Linked DNA regions of Homo sapiens: region 2 is linked to region 1. Evidence: chromatin contacts called from ENCODE Hi-C or POLR2A ChIA-PET data. All regions are on one chromosome and are shown on one strand. Each heading gives the region's core, a stretch centred on a gene start or an enhancer-like site at or near the end of the contact. The rest is flanking DNA. Distances are from core to core; before and after follow the strand shown. Region 1 overlaps PDE4B (phosphodiesterase 4B). Region 2 overlaps PDE4B (phosphodiesterase 4B).

What was found. Hi-C counts contacts between places; a loop is a spot of excess contacts on that map. ChIA-PET counts read pairs that join two places held with the same protein, here RNA polymerase II (POLR2A). Pooled maps may share reads with other maps.
Region 2: a loop to region 1 is called in a map of CD14-positive monocyte, with 2.3 times the contacts of the local background. The contact joins two enhancer-like sites. A Hi-C loop is called at or near these places in 15 of 168 maps with a recorded cell type or tissue (B cell, CD14-positive monocyte, CD4-positive, alpha-beta T cell and 9 more), 24 of 37 single-sample maps with no recorded cell type and 20 of 50 pooled maps. POLR2A ChIA-PET finds 5 or more read pairs at or near these places in 28 of 52 experiments (A549, A673, CD4-positive, alpha-beta T cell and 21 more).

What each region holds. Positions count from the first base shown.
Region 1 is chr1:66,335,343-66,341,516 of GRCh38, reverse strand. All of the region lies in intron 8 of PDE4B (phosphodiesterase 4B), which reads right to left. Among named protein-coding and RNA genes, the nearest start is that of SGIP1, 200 kb to the left of the region's middle. RefSeq lists a silencer at 1,237-1,531 and enhancers at 4,422-4,471, 4,532-4,581. Within about 2 kb of position 4,781, at least 32 of the 41 ENCODE cell types and tissues checked have a DNase peak (open chromatin) inside an H3K27ac peak, as active enhancers do; they include B cell, CD14-positive monocyte, CD4-positive, alpha-beta T cell and 4 more, where a contact is called at or near this core.
Region 2 is chr1:66,299,625-66,306,126 of GRCh38, reverse strand. All of the region lies in intron 7 of PDE4B (phosphodiesterase 4B), which reads right to left. Among named protein-coding and RNA genes, the nearest start is that of SGIP1, 230 kb to the left of the region's middle. RefSeq lists an enhancer at 4,678-4,737. Within about 2 kb of position 5,071, at least 12 of the 41 ENCODE cell types and tissues checked have a DNase peak (open chromatin) inside an H3K27ac peak, as active enhancers do; they include B cell, CD14-positive monocyte, CD4-positive, alpha-beta T cell and 4 more, where a contact is called at or near this core.

The DNA of each region.
Region 1 (6,174 bases), core at 3,532-6,031:
CAACTAGTTCTTGCTATGTTTTGATCACTAAATTTTCAGGCATACTAAATTAGTTCTCTTTACTTGAAATTATTAAGACACTTATGTATACCTTTTACTCAAGAAACGTAAATGAAGAATGAGAAGTCTAAAAGTCAATGTAAACAAAAGAGAGAATGTCCCATGTCTTTCTCAAACATATCTAGCCTTTTGCTGAAGATGAACAGTAAGCCAGATTTATGATCAGACCTATACTTTAATACCTGAATCCCACTAATACACCTTAAGACTTTGGAGAAGTCATGCCATAATAAAATTACTTTTCATTTAGAATGTGCTCTATATTTTACAAAGTTATTTGGAGTACATTAGGTACTTTAATCCTCACTTGTCATTAGTGGCAAAAGCCACCTCTTTTTCTCATCTATAAAATGACTTCAAATAGAAATAGAAAATAATACTTAAGGCTCTCTTCTAGGCTTAAAGTTCTAGGACTTTGTCTAATGTAATCATGTAAAACTATAACTAGAAAGAAAATGTTTAGATCTTTTTTGGTTTGATTTATCAAATTTCATCAATAGTGACCAAAGACATTAGATAGTTGGTAAATTAATACTTCACTGTGCCCTGTCTGATTGGCTTTAGCATAGCCTATATAATTGAGTTGAAATCTATTTTTATTTACTGATAATTTTTCTTTTTACTATTTTCTTTCTAAAACAACTACTTAAAATCTATCTTTTTAGATATCAAATGCCAACACCTCTTGTCCTAAATCTAAAATTTAAAAATTGGCTTAGTCATTTTTACTTCCCAGTATGTGTATTCAAATTTCATTTTTATAATTGCTTAAAGTTAAAACATTATGCACTATGCTGTTAGCAAAGAGTGAGGGGATGGCAGCCATGTAAAGTATTTAATAGTTAATTAAAAAATTATAATTATTTTGAGTAGCTAAAAAAATTAGAAGATGAAAGTTACTGAGCCATGAAGATACATTTTATTTTAATAAATTTACTAAACTTCAATCTTTGGGGGCTCTAGATTTCAAAACTGATACATTTTAAAATTACAATTAATTAGCAGAAGGAAAAAAGTGACTGTTGAACAGAATGGCAAGATTTATAGCTTTAAAATCTATTCCATAAGAAGAAAAAATTATCTGGCACTTCCCAAAGCAGAAACAAAAGAAACAGGAGTTTTACTGTCTTCTTCGTTTCTAAATAACTTAACAGTCCTTTCTTTGTGGAAGCACTTGGCTACTTTAAAGTCAATCAAACAAAGGAAGTTACAGTGAAATACACAAGAGACTAAACAGTTTGGCACCACTTGAGGGAAACATCACGTACAAGTGAGCAAGACAGAGAGGTGCTGGTAGGTCCCTGAAAAATGCTAGAGGGAAAGGATGCTCAGGAAAGCATATTGACAACTGGCACCATGCCTTCAAGAGTGTGAAACCTATTGACTGTGGCACAAATTTGCCCTGGCATCTTCTTGTTTAGTAAGTCCTGGCTTCCAGATGTCTGAGCTATCTCCACTTGTTGAGCACACTTTTACTCAGAAGAAAAATGTTTTGGAAGAATACTGCAAATGCAAGCACCATCGCCCTTGGTTTTTCTTTCATAGACAACAATGGCATACAACCTAGGAGCCTTTTAGACTCGGACATATTCTAAAAAAAAAAAAACAACAAAAAAAACAAACAAAAAAAAACTAAACAATTTTTAAAAGATGAGAAAAAAGTATTAAAAAAATGGAGACTAAACATTTATTCTGCTAACGGGTTGAATTCTATTTTTGAAGACTAGTGTTCTACATTTACATTTACATTTGACAATCTAAACATAACTATTATTTTTTCCCCAATGTGGAGAAAGATACTCCCCTTAAAATGATTTATTTATCAGATTTTGAGACTATTATGCTCTCTTATCAGGTAGCCAGAGGTAAAACAATCAAAGGCAATGTCCTCTTCATTTCTGTTTGTTTTTTAGAGACTTGCTCACTTGAGGACTTTCAAGTGAGTTAGGCAGAAAGATTGGGCCAAATGGATTACCATTGAGTAAAGAAATGGTTCTGTTAAAACCAATGAAGAACTATTTGAATAAAACAAAACAGATTACAAATCAAACTTACTACAAAGCACCAAATAACTTTCAAACTCTTTGATTTGCTAAGTTTTGAGAAGACTAGAACTTGGAATACTGAATTGCACTAATACTAATACTCACTAATACAACTCCATTTTGTCATAGAAAGAGTAACTGAAACAATGACAAAGAATAAATAGCTTAATCTTCTCTTTCATCTTTATTTGAAGACAATGCCCAAGGAAAACAGTGGACATGTTACTTCCAAAAATTTCCCTTACATATTACTGAAGCATTAATTCTCTGTTTTATGGTCATGTTCCATGCCTTGGAAAGGTTGTGGCATATAATGAAATTGCCCAAATCATTTGAATGATCATATAAATTAAAAAATAAGAATAACTTATCTCTTTTTTTTTTTTTTTTTTTGAGACGGAGTCTCGCTCTGTCGCCCAGGCTGGAGTGCAGTGGCGGGATCTCGGCTCACTGCAAGCTCCGCCTCCCGGGTTCACGCCATTCTCCTGCCTCAGCCTCCCAAGTAGCTGGGACTACAGGCGCCCGCCACTACGCCCGGCTAATTTTTTTGTATTTTTAGTAGAGACGGGGTTTCACCGTTTTAGCCGGGATGGTCTCGATATCCTGACCTTGTGATCCGCCCGCCTCGGCCTCCCAAAGTGCTGGGATTACAGGCGTGAGCCACCGCGCCCGGCCAAGAATAGCTTATCTCTATTTCCCTTTTTATTTTGAGAAGCAGGGAAAAAGGGAATTTGGGGTTAGTCTACAGTGCTTTGAACAGACCTTTACTATCTTATCTTAGGCTATGTTGGAGAATTTTAAGAAACAGATAGTGAAGTGAGCAAATTGATCTGAAATAGGCAATGGATTAGTTTAATACTATTATTTGCATTTTTATGAGCACTTTATAACCATTTTCTATAATTGCGATTGCTCTTTCCCCTTACACTGCTTCCCAGGCAAGAAGACTGAGCTTAGGGCAATTAATGGCCATCCTAGAGGCTGTGAGTATGGTAGCTACAGAATATAAATTTGAACTAGGCCTCACTAATAATGCTTGCCACAGTTGAAAGAACAAGATCACCCACCAACCAATCCAAAATCCCCTTAGAAGAATTATTAAATAACTCTAAACTTTTTTCTTTCTTTATATGCCTCATTGGGATCATTGATGGTAAGTCAGATGGACTGGATATGAATCCTGGCTCTATGATTTACCTTAAGCAAGTTATTTCAACTTTGTATGCCTCACTTTACTCATCTGTAAAGCAGGAATAATAACAGTACCTATTTCAAAGTGTTACTGTGAATATTGATTACAGAATGAGGTAAAGAGCTTAGCACAATGTTTGCATACACCTGTAAAGGTAGTTCTGTTGTTTACTAATATTATTCAATCAATAAACTGAAGAGCTGGGTCTTTTCCAATTATTTTGTTTTATAGAAGAGAATATGGAAAGATTCCAAATAGTTTTATTGTCTATATTACTATACCTAAGTAAAGGCAGGGCTAGAACTCAAACTCATGGCTTATTCCTAGGCTCTTTTCACTTTATTTTGCTCCCTCCATAATTTAGTCTATATAAATCTGAGCAGTAAAGAGAGAAAAGTTGAACCAAAAAAATGTGTGAGTGCCCACCTGGCTACCAGAACTGATTTTAATTCTATTCTGCCCTCTAATCCAGGGTCACCTCTAACATGTGTGGGGCCACACACTGTAAGTCTAAATATACAAAGATATACATTGAGCTATCTCCTTTACCTTGACAGATATCCCTCCATAACAGCCTGGAAGGTCAGGTTGAATTTAGAATTCTTGAACTCCTTGGATATGGGTTGGCCCTCCTCTTTCCCCATGTCCTTCCATCTCCAGGGACCTGTGAGCAGCCGTCGTGAGCCCTGGACCGCAGCCTGCTTACCCAAGTTCCTCCTACACAAGTCTCTTCACACCTCTCATTGCTGCCTCTTGGTTAAACTCCTTAGGCCTAAGGGTGTGTATGCCTGCAGCACATCCCAGGAAGAGGCTTGTGTGGCCGGGAAGTGGGTTCAAAGCCATTTGGACAGAGAATGTGGGGGTCCAGCAGATGCAAAATGTAGTTTAGAGAGGGGAGCAAAGCTGCTCCCTTGGCCCGGCCAACTCCTTACTTCCTTGGGTGGAGGGCAGCAGAAGGAAGGCCAGGCTAAGGCCCTCTGATTACAGCACAGGGCCCAGCAAATGGATGCATCTTATGCTAAGGGCGGCACTGCTGTAATCATATCATTACATTTTAGGCAAAAGTGGCATGAATATTCCTTTCAAGGACTGAGCGCCTGTCTACCCTCTCTCTTACAGAGTTCTAAGATGAATCCATTGGCCAGTAAGATCTATTTCCTGTCAGTTCTGCAGGAGCTGGCATTTTCCATAGTTATTGATTATTTAGTTAAATACAAAATGGTTCACCCCTCATTAGGGCAATCAGCCTGTCATGATCACCATCCAGTGTCATGCAGCCTAATTCCCAGCTGGCTCGGGGCCTGGTAGAATAGTGTGACTTTATCCTGCAAACCCAAGAGCACTGGCAATTAGTTGCCTTTGTGCTCCATGTTTAGTACTGTAGTATGGCTGCACCTGAAGAACTGGAAAAATAAGCCTGCATAGCCAGGAGGACTCACTTCCTCATGATGGTTATCTGTAGCCGACTTCACAATGCCTTAAGAGAAGAAGGACCATCTATCTTCCATTTCTATCTTAGCAAACATTTACTCAAGTGCTAAGTCCTAATGCTTCATTCTAAAAAAAAAGTACTAATACACAGGGCCACTCTTCAACAACAGAATATCCATTTTCACCCAGCAGCACCCAACCTTTGTTCTGCATATAAAACAGCCCCAGAGCCAAACCAATGGAGAATGAAAAGGACAGTGGAGGGCGTTTGTGGGGGAAGTGAAGACAGTGACTAGTTGCTTGAATATAGCTTTTCTGAATACCACAGTATGTTCATCTTTTGAAAAACATTTAGCATTCTGGGTAAGAATGACCCTTTTGACGTTTTTCACCTGAAAATTCTAGGTGAAAGACTAGGTTTCTCAGTACAATGAGGGAAGGAACACCTCCCCATTCCCCGCCAGTCACAATTACGCCTCCCTGGGATTGTTCTGGGTTGGTCCTTCCTCAGCCACTGTTGTTGCAACCCTGTACTTTACTGACTGCGTCTGTCAGGAAGGAGACAGGAAATTGTAGTCACCCTCACAGCAGCTGCGCCATTCCTCCTATCCTCCTCTAATGACGTTGGTTGGCTTTGGTGACACGAGGTCAGGAACTGAGCCACAGTGAAGGTCAGGAAGATAGGTCACTGTTTATGCCGTTGTTGGGCTGGGGACCCTGCTGAGGCTATTTGCTTTCTTCCTTTCTATACTGTTTCTCTTTCCGTTCCTCTTTTTATAATGGAGAGCCAAAGCATCCTGTTTTCAAAACATCTGACTGTTTTGCCACTGAGGAACTCATGCTCTGATGCATTTTGCTGAAGTGTAAGACAATTCTTCTAATTCAGGAGGTGATGAAAATTGAAACACAAAATTAATGAACAATTCTAAGAAGGCAATCTGTTGTTAAGCAAAACGGCTAGCTCTAACATGTCTAATCGAATTTGGGCAGCTGGCAGGAGGTTCACTAGCCATCCTTTTCATCTTAAATAACAATACCATTGCCTTGTAAAACTTCTGCTGAACTTATTCCATCTTCTAGTAATTCTTGGAGGAAAATAATTTACAAGACTAACCTACCTGGCAGCACCATTCTCTAAAATTCTGGAATTCCATCTGGACTGTGGCCAGCATTAAGGGATCAGAGAAATTTGGGCCAAACAGAGGACGATGTTTCTTAGCTAACTCTCTAGGCTATGAAGTACATTTGAGAAAGTCTTTTAGGAGATTTGAATCACTCAGTTTTCTTCAAAATTTAAAGGATTAAGGAAAACAAACAAACTAAAAAAGCACAACCCTACCTAGATGAAGTAAAGATGAAAGATGCTTGCTTTTCCTCCACCAAACACAGTTAACTCTCTACCAGTTGCATGTAGACTGCACTTATGTAATTCCCAAATACCCCTCA
Region 2 (6,502 bases), core at 3,822-6,321, 36 kb after region 1:
ATACAAGTTCTGTTATTTTCAGCACATTGTCTTTGATCTATTTTTCCTGGATGATGTCTTCTATAATCCCTTATTGAAATTCTTGCCATTGATCAAGGCCTACATCAGGCTTCCTTGATTCCCATGCTGGATCTCCCTACTCAGAAACGCAGTCTATTGGGTGCCTCTGCTGCGGCCCTTTGTCATGATCCAAGCTGATTTTAAATGAGTTATGTCTGCTAATTTCTCCTACTATACTTGAGAATGGAGGCCTGTCACCTTTTATTCAGGAAAGTACTATTATTACTGGCTTGTGATAGATGAAGGATAAAAGAATAAATTAATTACTTAATATTGAACTTAGTATATGATTTTTAAAAAGTCATAGGGAATCTGTTATTAAGGAGTTACCAGGAAGACAAATTACTATCCAATGAGACAGTCAGAAAACAATATAAGATCTTCTGAAATAGCAACACCAAATTAAATTGCTTCTGCTTAGATTCGGATTTTGTCTCAGTACAGCTTTAAAGGAGCTGGAGGATATTAGACACAAATCACCCTGGTCCACCTTTTTCCTATGAATAAAATGTAGGCTTGTCAGGTTTAACCCAAAACAAACAAACAAACCAGACACCCAGTTAAATTTAAATTTCAGATAATACTTTTTTTCAGTTATTATACTACAATCAGTCTTTCTACTAAAAAAATTACCTGTTGTTTATCTGAAATTCAAATTTAACTAGGCATCCCATATTTTATCTAACAACCCTAAATAAGAAGACTATTTTTCATATCTCTATGAGTCTTGCTTCTCCAACATTCTATATTCAATAGGATTTTCACAGAAGGGAAAGATAAAACTGTGCTATTCCCTCTGCCTGCAGTTCTTTTCCTCTGGGTTTTTGCATTTTGATTTTAAGCTCAATTACAGACTTCTTAAGCTTTTCCTGGCCTCTTTATCTAAAACAGCACTTCCTTATCCCTCCAACCATCCCTTACGCTTTGCTTTCCAGTCACTCCTTATCCCATTATCTTGTTTCCATTGTCTGAAATTATCTTTTCACTCTTTTGGGCACATGGACTTGTCTGTCTCTTCAAGTCATTAGAGTGTCATCTTCTGAGAGAAGGGCATTCACTGTCATGTTCACTGCTGTACACCAGTACCTATAACAGTGCCTGGCACAGGAAAAGCTTAAATAGCCAAATAATACTCTAGGTGTTAAAATGAATTTTGTGAGCATTGAGGACTGAGGAGGTCCACAGAAAGAAAAGCTGAGTATGGGTTTATGTGATCAGGGAGAGCTTCTTGGAGGAAGTGGATTTTAGTAATGTCCTATAGCAGTAGTTTTAAAAGAAGGTGAGAATTTCTTGAATAAGGCGAGGGACATTTTCCAACCCTGTATGTCCCTGCTTTCCCCATTCTCCTCACTGGGTCTACGAGAATTTAGTGTGGGAGAGGAGCACTGTGTTTATTGTCAAAAGGCTTCCCAGATGATTCTGATATGACCCCTCTATGTCATTTGAAGACATCTACCTTAAAGGATGGGTAGAATTGGACTAAGTAGAAAGCATTGAGAATGGCATTATCCGCATGGAAAAATGTGACTTGAGCACAAAGAGAGGAAAAGGACCACTAAATATGAGGGACTGTTCAGATCAGAGCAGAGTTAAGGAGTTTAGGCTTTAGCTTATGGATGATGGAGAACATAGGAAAGATTTCCAGAAGGAAATGAAAGAGTAAAAATGGGAATTGATAGGTGTATTTTTACCAGGGTCAGAAAACCGTGATGTAGCAAACATGGTGGTCCACTTCTTAGTTTTGTAAATAAAGTTTTATTAGAACCCAGTCGTGCTCTTTTGTTTTATATTGCCTATGACTGCTTTTGCTGAAAATTCAGCACAATGCCTGTAATGTTTATCTCTTGTCAAACTCTACAAGCCCTTTAAAATTTTGCAGAAATGACCTCACTGACAAGATTGGACAAATTCATTTTGTAGGATGATTATATTAATATGCTTATTAACTCCTAAATACCTGAAAGGATTTTGTACATGTAGGTACTAGGTTAAATGCTGGGTTCTGTATCTTCCTGAATTGTGAGTCCTAGGTCTTGCTCATCATCTACCATATTTACGATATTCTATCTGCATGTGGTTCTGATAACATATTTCAGTGGTGTGATGGTGTCTTCTAACCTGACACAAAATAGAAAACTACTGTTATAAATAACCACATAAGCAAGTTCAAGTCTCTTCCCAAAACTGACATCTGATAGCTAGAGGTTTGGCATGAAGCTTGGTTCCCAGCAATAATACCAGACACATAAGCAGGCCAAGTGTCATGGTTAAGTTTCCCAGTAACTCCAAAAATATCCGCTCTTACCTGTTTTCCCATAAGGATACACAAATGCTAACCTCCATCCTTGTCACACTTCTAGTACTCTCTCAACTCTAAGGCTTACTTCTGGGAATGATCTAACATTTTATGCAAATAGCTAGAGTTTGGTTTCTTTGGATTCCTAAGAGCCTCCTTCTGGAAATGGTACTGTCTTGGATGGCTTTAAAGATTGGTCAAAGGGTACAAAGTTTCTGTTAGGAGGAATAAGCTATGGAAATCTATTGCACAGCACGGTGACTTTAGCTAACAATAAGGTATTGTATGCTTGAAAATTGCTGAGAGAGTAGATCTTAAATGTTCTTACCATAAACAAAAAGTCTATGAGGTGACAGATTATATTAACAAGCTTGATTTAATCATTTCACTGTGTGTGTGTATATATATATATATATACACACACACACATATATATATAAACATCATGCTATACACCATAAATATATATAATTTTTATTTGTCCATTATACCTTAATAAAGCAGGAGGGTAGGGGAAGAGATTCTAATTCCCTCCCAGCCCTGAGGGCAATGTGGAAGCAAAACTTCCTCTTGGCTACAGCAGATCAGGCAACATTTTCTCAAGAAATGTTTATCCAGGGTCTACTGTTCAAGGTGTTGTGGTTACAATGGTGAAAAAATAACCACTCATGAATGACTCGTGAATAAGTATTCTTAGTGCCTAAATGGAGCTATATTCCAACACAGGCAATTGAATTAGAGTGGTATGAACAGAGTGTGGGTAATATTTGGATGCCATGGAAACCCATAGGATGGGCATCTAGCAAGGTCTTGGGTCTTCTTAGAGGAAGTGGTTTCCAAGTGATAAACTGAAGGAGTTACACACAGATAGAGGTTGGGGAGGGAAACCTCAAGAAGAGCAGGTATGAAAGCCCAGAAAGAGAAGAGCACCAGTGTCTATGTTGACAGTGTTTTATAATTAATTGTCGATCATCTCAGCATAGCCAAAAAGCCTTATAGTAGATTCTAATCAATCTCTGATGTGTTGCACCAGAAAGCAAGCAAGAGCTTTTGCTTTTATTCCACTTTTTGTACTGCCACCAAATCTTTTTGTGAATGCTGACCAGTCACTTTATCTTTCGGAACATCAATTTCTCATTTGTCTGATGAGGTTAAGAATACCAGCCCTTGCAGGACTTTGTAGTAATTCAATGAGACTACATGTGGGAAAGTGCTTTGTAACCTCTAAAACACAAGAGATTACTATTCTAATTCCAGCCACCACCCAGGCCACTCCCTGTTTCCACCTCAATTGCCCATCCAGATTTGCTCAACAAATGAAAGCTAATTTTAATATCATCTGCTGACAGTAAATCAATCAGGTGATCAAAGCCAAAAGACCAGTTTATAGATTTTCCCAAGCCACATAACAAGACAGCGTATGTGGTGGTAACAGATGACAGTAAGATGACCATCAAGGACACATCTGTGGTTCTTTTTTATAAATGTGGAAATTAGTGCAGGGAAGAGTCTTGGGAATGTCACGCAGCTAGGAAGCTGATGCTCAGAGAGGCTGGTTTGTGGATGAACTGTGCTTTTCCATTGCCTCCTGTCTCCAAGGCCAGTGGGTCACTTCTGCTTCAGGCTCTTCTTGATTCCTCCAGAAATGAGTATAGGACAGAGCACTGCAATTTCGAAGCAGTTTAGCTTTCCCCATTTTCACCCAGTGATGCTGTGTTCTAATCTCTCTTTGCTTCTGGGCTTACTGTAGTTGAACAGTCCAAACCTCTGTGGTTTGAGAGGCTAATGGCCACCTCCTAAACAAAGTCAATAAGTTGGCTGAGCAGTAAGCTCCAAGATTTAGGAAGAGCTTTCTCTAGAGTTATAAAAGCCCAACGAACATGTTACTTATATCTCTCCCATCACAAAGTCATGACTTAGGAGAAGTTCAGCAGTAATCCCTTCAAGAAAAAGGTCTTTATAACTCGCATGGGTAGAATAACCTGGCATTTGGGAAAGCAACTCAATTATGCCTGCTGGGAGAAAAAGCTATAGGATGAATTCATGACCTAGTTTAGGTAGTATTTAAAATGAACTTTAGTATTTTTATGTAATTGTTACTATTCTATCATGAGATTACATTTATATGCTTGCAATATTTTTTCTCTAATCCTTCCTGAATTAAAAAAAATATGGACTGGCAATCTGGCATAGTTAGAAAAAAAAAAAAGCATTGTCCTAGCGGTAAGAAGCCTGGTGGTCTCGCCCCTGCTTTCCTGCTTATAGCCTTGAGGGTCCTGGCAAGTCATTAAGCCTCTCTGTGCCTCTGGTTCCTCCTCTGTGACATAGAGATAATATTACTAGTCCTTTTTTACCTCAGGATCAAATGGAGAGAAAATGACAACAACAAAATGAAAGTGAAAACGGTTTGAATATCATGATCTCTGACTCAGCCTCCAAGGCCCAAACCTCTTACAGGGCTGAGAATACAGGAGGCCCTTGGAAAATACTTGCTGATCAAATGAGAAGCTCCAAGTTGGATTTCTGAAATAATGAGAAATGAGAGCCCTTAAATTATTAAAAATTACCCATAGAAAAAAATCTGCTTCTCTAATATTGGTAATCTGGTGAATACTGCAGCCATGTGAGGCCTGGAATATACTCATAGCTGTACTATGGGCCTTTCATGAGCACGCAGGAACTTTTCTTCTAAGTGTCTCAGAGAGCCACACCGCATGCTCATATGTGTAAACACACACACACATACATACTGACTCTTTTTCGCTCTTTACTAGAGAGAATATGGAGCCTGTTTGTGATATTAATAGCTTAATCTTCAGAGCTCAGCCACTTAAATATTATTTATCAGTAATGCTATGTTTGGGTGAGAAACCCCAGTAAGAAAGTCAGAAAAACAGAGAATAGGCCATCTATGAAGAATAGACTTGGACACTGAAAACGGGACTGCATACGGCCAGCAGTGATTGCCTAATCCAGCCGGCATGGAGAGACTGCCCTGGCAGATAGTCACCTTCCTAATGGACCTCAGACCCTCTGGGAAATCAAAAACACAAGCCAGGGTAAAGATCTTGAGTTCAGGGTCTGCGTCCAATTCATCTTTGTAGTCACAGCTATACACACACTGTAGGCATCCAATAAATGTTAGATGAATGTATGAATAAGTGAGTGACTGGGGAATGGAAAGAATTCTGGACTGGTAGTTGGAGATGTGGATTCTGGTCCATCCTCTATTATCAGCTATGTAAGTGCACAGAAGTCACTCCAAATCGCCCTCCCTCACATGTGAAATGAGAAGGCTGGATAAATCAACAGTCCACAGTCAATAAAGTACAGTGAACTGGCCGATCTCTGAGCAAGGAGGTGCCACACTCTCCTCTCCACCTTAATGTGGTTTTCAGGTCCCTTGGTGGGCAAGGAGAAGTGAGTCCAGCCAGCAGTGATGTTCCAGGCTGCACCCAGGAATGCAGTGTGAGTCCTGACGAGGTGCCAGAATTAAATCGCTAATATTCATTTCCATGATCAGTATCTCAGGAAGTCTTAAAGGGGAACTAAAATCAACAAAAATTAATTTACTCAAGGCAGCTATTGGCTTTTGATGCCCACTCTGTTGAAGGGTGAGTCTGTCAACTCTGAGAATAAAATAGAACCTTTGAAAGTCTTTTCACATGGCTGAAGAAGGTAAAAACACGAACACCAGAGAGAAAGACATTCCCCTAGATGTCTGTGTTTGTGCAATAGTGCCAATTTTTCCAATATGCATTTTGTTTGGTTTTAATATTCATGCCATTATTAATTCATATTATAACATATATTTTTTCCTTATAATATTTACATTCTATAATGAAATTTGTTACTAAAAAGTCCTACAAATAAAGGCAGAAAAAAGCATTTGATAAAATTCAATTTCCCTTAATGATAAAAACTCTCAACACATTAGGCATAGAAGGTACAAACCTCAACACAAAACAGGCAAACACACAGCTAATGTCACAATGAGTGAGGAAAAGCTAAAAGCTTTTGGCCATTATCAGAAAGATAAAAAATAACAAAAGCCAGCAAGGATGTGGAGGAAAGCAAACTCTTATAAACTGTTGATGGGAAAGTAAGTTAGCACAGCTATTATGGAAAACGGTATGGAGGTTTTGC